Regions from separate parts of the Homo sapiens genome. Here regions 2 and 3 are each linked to region 1. A link is an interaction called in ENCODE POLR2A ChIA-PET data of the cell type or tissue named here. Cell type or tissue: OCI-LY7. All regions are shown on one strand. Region 1 has its middle 8.0 kb from the start of LEFTY1. Region 2 has its middle 21 kb from the start of LEFTY2. Region 3 has its middle 18 kb from the start of H3-3A-DT.

The links. ChIA-PET counts read pairs that join two places held together with the same protein. Peaks named below come from ENCODE experiments on the same cell type or tissue, not always from the same donor. Only the 100,000 strongest peaks of a DNase experiment are listed, where the experiment ranks them.
Region 2: POLR2A ChIA-PET joins it to region 1 with 5 read pairs; 14 of 35 experiments call an interaction of 5 or more read pairs at or near these places.
Region 3: POLR2A ChIA-PET joins it to region 1 with 5 read pairs; 2 of 35 experiments call an interaction of 5 or more read pairs at or near these places.

Annotation. Positions count from the first base shown.
Region 1 is chr1:225,895,907-225,898,406 of GRCh38, forward strand. No RefSeq gene overlaps it. Among named protein-coding and RNA genes, the nearest start is that of LEFTY1, 8.0 kb to the left of the region's middle. RefSeq lists enhancers at 361-1,124, 1,068-1,277, 1,418-1,527. In OCI-LY7, no CTCF peak of the experiment used is centred here; DNase peaks (open chromatin) are centred at 1,425 and 2,165; H3K4me3 peaks cover 1,628 bases; H3K27ac peaks cover 1,813 bases.
Region 2 is chr1:225,961,392-225,963,891 of GRCh38, forward strand. No RefSeq gene overlaps it. Among named protein-coding and RNA genes, the nearest start is that of LEFTY2, 21 kb to the left of the region's middle. In OCI-LY7, CTCF peaks have their summits at 1,168 (motif pointing right) and 1,375; a DNase peak (open chromatin) is centred at 1,200.
Region 3 is chr1:226,043,520-226,046,019 of GRCh38, forward strand. No RefSeq gene overlaps it. Among named protein-coding and RNA genes, the nearest start is that of H3-3A-DT, 18 kb to the right of the region's middle. In OCI-LY7, no CTCF peak of the experiment used is centred here; no DNase peak of the experiment used is centred here.

The DNA of each region.
Region 1 (2,500 bases):
CACTTTGGGATGCTGAGGTATGAGGATGGCTTCAGGCCAGGAGTTCAAGACCAGCCTGGGCAACATAGCAAGACCTCATCTCTACTATAAAAAAAATCAGCCAGGCATGGTGGCACACACCTGTAGTACTCCCAGCTACTCGGGAGGCTGAGGTGGCAGGATTGCTTGAGCCCAGGAGTTCGAGGCTGCAATGAGCCATGATTGCACCACTGCAATACAGCAGCCTGGGCAATAGAGCGAGACCCTGTCTCTTAAAAACAAAAAAGGGGCCGGGCACAGTGGCTCACGCCGCTAATCACAGCAATTTGGGAGGCCGAGGTGGGCCAATCACCTGAGGTCAGGAGTCCGTGACCAGCATGGCCAACATGGTGAAAGTCCATCTCTACTAAAATTACAAAAATTAGCTGGGTGTGGCGATGGGCACCTGTAATCCCAGCTACTCGGGAGGCTGAGGCAGAAGAATCACTTGAACCCCCGTGGCGGGGTGGGGCACAGAGGTTGCCGTGAGCCGAGATCACGCCACTGCACTTCCAGCCTGGGCAAGAGAGTGAGACTCCATTTCAAAAAAAAAAAAAAAAAGAAAGAAAAAAGGCACAGTCATTTCATTCAGTTGGACAGAAATGCATGCATAAGATTGATGATACAGCAGCATTGTTTATAAGAGTCCAAACTGAAGCAACTCACCAAAAATATCCATCGACACTGTAAAGCACAAATAAAATGTAGTATAGTCTTATGGAATACTTTATGGCAAAGAAAATGAACCGAAACTGTCTACAACATTGGCAAATGTCACAAGCAGAACATTGAACAGAAGCCAGACATGAAAGATGAATACGATTCCATTTGTTTAAAATTCAAAACCATGCAGAAGTAGAGTGTGTAGAGATGGATTTGTTTGCTTTTGTGGGAAGGAAAAAAGTCATTTGCTAATTAATAGTGATAATTCTGCTCCTCGTTTCTAATATTTACACCTCCGATTTTCTTCTACAGTTACTCATTTTGATTATTTGCAGTCATTGTATACAAACTTTTCAGGAAATACCCTCAGGCATGCAGAGAGCTGTAGGTGGAAATTATAAGAGGACCTGTGTCCCCTATATTCAGGGACCTATCCCACCAACACTCTGCCCTCCTAGCCCCAGGGCCTCATTGGGAAGTCTGTCTGCTGCCTAAGCGACCACAGTCCAGCCCAGCGTTTCAACACCACCCAGTGCTGGCAGCAACAGAAGCAAGTTGTCCCCTGGCAGATGAAGTAGGTGCCACTGGCTTCCCAATCTCCCTAGATCCAGGCCTGCCCTGTGTGTAGGGAGCTGCCCCCAGCTGCCCAGGCTCATGCAGTGAAGTTTGGTTTGTTTGTTCTCTTTGTGGCTTAAGTCATACCTCAGCTCCACCTATCAGTGAACCACTTCCTGTTGGGGAAAACACCTAGACGGTGTTTTGATTCCACCACATCTCTGTGGCAGCATAAACGTGCATACTGCCTTGTGCCATAGCAAAAGTGATTTCATGATTGACGGCTGCTCCTGCCACTCTCTCCACAGCTGACACTTTAGCCTCGACTTCCCTCCTTCCACGCCTCCTGAAAGCTGCTACTTCCCAGCATCTCCATCCAAAAACACCTCCTTTCCCTTTTCAAAGAAAAGTCTTTCCAGGATTGAGAAATGACAAAGAAGGCCGGGTGCGGTGGCTCAAACCTGTAATCCCAGCACTTTGGAAGGCCAAAGTGAGCAGATCACCTGAGGTCAGGAATTCGAGACCAGCCTGGGCAACATGGTAAAACCCTGTCTCTACTAAAAATACAAAAAATCAGCCAGGCGTGGTGGCGGGTGCCTGTAATCCCAGCTTACTTGGGAGGCCGAGGCACGAGAATCCCTTGAACCTGGGAGGCAGAGGTTGCAATGAGCCGAGATCGCATCACTACACTCCAACCTGGGCAATAGAGCAAGACCCTGCCTCAAAAAAAAAAAATGTTCAAAAAGGAAAACACTCACATAAACCAGTCCCTGTCCTCAAATCTTGCCTTGAAGAAGGAAATTCTAGAAGCCATTCATCTCCATAAGCTCCTCTTCCGGCCTCCCTTTCTTTTCAATTACTTAAGCAAATATTTGTTGATGATTCTGCCCCTTTTCAGTATCCTGAATGAACCTGAAGAGACAGGGGCAACCTCAACAACAGGAAGTACAGGTGCAGTGTGGGGACCTGGGCCAGGCAGGCACTCCGCAAAGGCGAGTTCCAGAGCCCACAGGTGCCCGAGCTGCCCTTGCAGTGGCTGGTTCCACAGTCACCTTCAGGAAGCCTGGTTTCTCCCCTCGCTTCACTTACCTCTCCTTTTCTCCTTCGCTGTCCCCCATGCCCTGAGAGGAAGGCATTGTTGACATTTCATAAAGGAGGCCCAGAGCATCTAAGATCCTTGCCCGAGGTCGCAGATTGTTAACGAGAGCACTGTAGGGGGGCAGGGGAGGAGCAATCCTAGCTAGGTGACCTTGGACAAATTCAT
Region 2 (2,500 bases), 65 kb after region 1:
ATTAACAATGACTATTACTGAGTTGAGGACATCTGGGTGATGTTCAGCTTCATCTTTATATTCTTTATATATTTTCCAGAATCTCTGAAAGCTTTTTTTTAAATAATCAGAAAAAAAGAATTTTTATTCTATTTTATTTTTAATGCACAAACTCTGAAGTCTCGACAGATAAATTCTGCCAATAACCTACCTCACCTACCTACTTAGAAGCTTAGGCAAGTTATTTAACCACTCGGACACTCCGTTTGATCAACCATGAGATGTGAGAACATCAACTCCATGAAGTGTGGGGATGGAGAATGAAGCAAGGCACCAGAACCTGTGGTCCAGACCCCACCCGCCACATCCCCTAGAGGGGATGTCTAGGGGAAGAGTCCTATCCTCCCTTGGGATGTCTTAGAATTTTTAGTTTCCTTTCTTTCCTTCCTTTCTTTCTTTCCTTCTTTTCTTTTTCCTTCCTTCCTCCCTCCCTCCCTCTCTCTCTCTCTCTCTCTTTCTTTCTTTCTTAGATGGAGTCTCACTCTGTCGCCCAGGTTGGAGTGCAGTGGCGGGATCTCTGCTCACTGCAACCTCCACCTCCCGGGTTCAAGCAATTCTCCTGCCTCAGATTCCCGAGTAGCTGCGATTACAGGCATGTGCCACCATGCCCGGCTAATTTTTGTATTTCTAGTAGAGATGGGTTTTCTCCATGTTGACCAGGCTGGTCTCGAACTCCTGACCTTGTGATCCGCTCGGCTCGGTCCCCCAAAGTGCTGGGATTACAGGCGTGAGCCACAGCGCCTGGCCGGAATTTTTAGTTTCTGAAGGAAGTACTTCTTGGCTGTATAAGCTGTCTTCATAAACCCACACATTCAAAGAAATTTCCTTCTGAGCACGCCAGTGAAAGAGTATTCGTGAAAAAGGTCTTGCACACTAAAGTGGTCAAGCAATGTCCAAGGGTGGGGGATAGTTACCGGGAAGAATTGTGTGAGGTCTCTCGGGGTTCCTGTCCCACCCCAGGCTGTAGCGGGGGAAGGAGGAAAGAAGACGAAAGGGAGGACTGGGGAAAACGGACTCAGAGGACCCACCCACCTGCAGCTGCCCAGGCTCCTGGGCAGTGCCCTCCAGGAAGCACAGAAGTAGGGGCTGGAGGCGGGCTTCGGTGGACCCCGAGCCCGGGCCGGCAGCCAGCAGGGGTCGCTGCAGACATGGGAATCACGGTGCTGACCGTGCCTCTGCAGCGCTGTCTTCAGGTGCTTTTGCTGAACGGTCATATCTTCTCTAAACCCAGGGGGTGCAGAGGGTCCTCCCAGACGAAGAAACCGAGGACAGAGAGGTCAAAGGACTTGCCCAGAGTCCCTAACTGGTTAATGGAAAAACTCCTGCTCTTCTAACTTAACGTCAAGCCGGAGGATTCAGGCAGCGACTATGAGACGCCCTGTAAGAGAGGAAGGGTTAGGGCAAGAGCTTATCAAATGTTTAAAAATTATATATTTTATAATAATTCGGCCAGGCACCGTGGCTCACACCTGTAATCCCAGCTCCTTGGGAGGCTGAGACGGGCGGATCACCTGAGCTCAGGAGTTCCAGACCAGCCTGGCCTGCCTCTCCTTTCTCTGTAGTAGAGAAACTCCGTCTCTACTAAAAATTCAAAAATTAGCTGGGTGTGGTGGGTGCCTGTATTCCCACCTGGAGGTGGAGGAACGAGAATCGCTTGAACCCGGGAGGCGGAGGTTGCAGTAGGCCGAGATCGCGCCATTGCACTCCAATCTGGGCGACAAAGTGAGACTCTGCCTCAAAAATAATAATGGTAGTAATAATAATAATAAAATTAAAAATTAAAAAAAATCTTGAGCAATGAAATGAGTGTATTTGTTTCCCAGAATCCTCAGCAGTACAGGGAAGTTTCAAAATTAGCTTTCTTGTTTTGTTACCGGTATAACAGCTATAATATGACTTCTCAGTATTGATTTAGGCTATTCTTATTTACAAAAACTTGGTAATTAAACTATATTAAATTTAAGAAGTCCTGTTCCTCAAAAGACACCAATAAGAATGAAAATTCAAGCCAGAGTGTGGGAGAAGATATTCATAATTCATATACCCGACAAAGGACTTGAATCCAGAATATAGAAAAACTTGCTAAAAGTCAATAAGAGGCTGGGCGCAGTGGCTCACGCCTGTAATCCCAGCACTTTGGGAGGCCGAGGTGAGCGGATCACCTGAGGTCAGAAGTTCGAGACCAGCCTGACCAATATGGTGAAACCCCATCTCTACTAGAAATACAAAAATTACGCAGGCATAGTCATGGGCCCCTGTAATCCCAGCTACTCAGGAGTCTGAGGTAGGAGAATCTCTTGAACCCAGGAGGCAGAGGTTGCAGTGAGCTGAGATCGCACTACTGCAACAGAGCGAGACTCCATCTCAAAAAAAAAAAGAAAAAAAGTCAATAAGAAAAGGACAGTCAGACAATTCAATGAAAAAAATGGCAAAAAAAAAACCTCACAAAATGGGCAAAAGA
Region 3 (2,500 bases), 150 kb after region 1:
TTCCTCTGGAACTAATCACAAATAAGTATCTCCTACAAGAAAGGTGTATTTTTTTGCTGCCATAACAAAGGGCAACAGCCTGGATAGCTTAAACAACAGAAATGTATTGTCTCGCATTCTGGAGGCTGGAAGTCTGAAATCAAGGTGTCAGAAGGGCTGCTTGGTCCTCAGAGAGCTGTAAGGGAATCTGTCTGTGGCCTCTCTCTTTGGCTGGTAGGTAGCCGTCTTCTCCCTGTGTCTCTTTGCACCATCTTTCCTCTATGCATGTCTGTCAAATTTCTCCCTTGGATAAGAACACCAGTCTTTATACAATATTGTTTAGAAAAAAAAAAAAAGAACACCAGTCATATTGGATTAGGGGCCCACCCTATTCCAGTATGACCTCATTTTAACTAATTACATCTGTAATGACCCTATTTCTTATTTTTTTTAAATAACTAATTACATCTGTAATGACCTATTTCTCCTTCCTTCCTTCCTTCCTTCCTCTTTCTTTTTTTTTTTTGACAGAGTCTCACTCTGTCACCCAGGCTGGAGTGCTGTGGCACAATCTTGGCTCACTACAACCTCCACCTACTAGGTTCAGGCAATTCTCGTGCCTCAGCCTCCCAAGTAGCTGGGATTACAGGCACGCACCACCATGTCTGGCTAATTTTTGTGTATTTTGCAAAGATGGGGTTTTGCCATGTTGCTCAGGCCAGTCTCAAACTCCTGAGCTCTAGCAATCCTCCTGCCTTGGCCTCCCAAAGTGCTGGAATTATAGGCATGAACCACTGCACTTGTCCTGTAATGACCCTATTTCTAAATCACGTCACATTCTGAAGTGCTATGGGTTAGAACTTTAACATGTGAATTTTGGGAGGATGAAATTCAACTCATTTCATAGGGATTTGACTCTGATCTCTGATGGGATGAAGCCTGAGGGCCATCTAATTGTACATGAAGGAATGATGCTTAGGAAATATGTGGAAAAGATTGAAATAACTCAAGAACCCATCAGAATAAGTACCGTTGCTTTGTATTTCTGGCAGCATAGAAAACAGACTTTCTCTAAAACAGCTGTTCATATGTTTATGTTTCTGCTTTGGTGTGCCACATGTGGCGTGGCTGGGACATGGTTTGTTTGTCCCCACCAAAACTCGTGTTGAAATTTGATCCCCCATGTGGTGGTGCTGAGAGGTGGGCCTAGTGGGAGGTGTCTGGATCATGGGGGGGATCCCTCATGAATGGCTTGGTGTAAGACTGGATTAGTTCCTGTCGGAAAGGATTAGTTCCAGTGAGAGTGGGTTGTTTATGAAGCTGAGACATCCCTCAGGTTCTCCCTCTTCACATGTGTTCACTTCCCTTTTGACCTTCCCTACCATGTTATGTTGCAGCATGGAAGCTCTCACCAGAGGCCAGGGCCATGCCCTTGAACTTCCCAGCCTGCAGAATTGTGAGCCAAATAAACCTCTTTTGTTTATAAATTACCCAGTCTCAAGTGTTCTGTTATGGCAACACAAAATAGACCAAGATCACATGGTTTCACAGAGTCTGGAGCAGTGATTTGCTTCTGAGGTTAATTTTATAATACAAACCTAAGTTGGAGGTGGTGGCTCACACCTATAATCCTAGGACTTTGGCAGGCTGAGGCAAAAGGATTGCTTGAGGCCAGGAGTTTGAGACCAGCATGGACAACAAAACAAACCCTCTCTCTACAAAAAAAAAAAAAAAAAATTTAAAGTTAGCTGGGCATGGTAGTGTGCATCTGTAGTCCTAGCTAATCAGGAGGCTGCGGTGGGAGGATTGCGTGAGTTCAGGAGTTCAAAGCTGCAGTGAGCTATGATCATGCCATAGCACTCCAGTCTGAGCAACAGAGTGAGACCCTGTCTCTAAAAAATAAGAATTGTTTTCATTTTTTTATAGACTGTTTCTCAGTGTGGCTATAATAAATTTTTTTTAAAGTTAGAAAAAAGAATACAAAACTATAATAAAGTATGAGTATTCTATTTTTCTTTATTCTTTTTGTTTTCATCATTATTTTATTATTCTCATACTTCCAGAGCATTAGTTACTAATACTAATCATCTAATGGTGCTACAGTACAGTAGAGATGTTCTAAAAGCACGTGCAAATAGGCATTAGTCTGCCATATCTTTATTTTATTTCCAACCAGATAGATATATACAACCTGTGAGAAACAAGACTTATTTACCAACTACCTACCTATTATATTTCACCAAATCAGACAGGAAAGGAATTGAGAGGCCCCAAGTACAATTTTTTAAATCCTGAATTATGAAATTTGATTGCCTATGTCATTTAAATAAATTGGATAATCATGACACAGTAGGATACATCCATTTACTAATGACTTTATAATTTGTTGCTTTTTATTATTTTATTTTAATCTCACAACAAGTCTGAAAAGGAGGGAATTCAAGTATTATTGCCATTTTACAGATGAGAAAGCTGAAATGTCTCAGCAAAGTTATTTCAGTTTCATAGATTGGGCCATTGC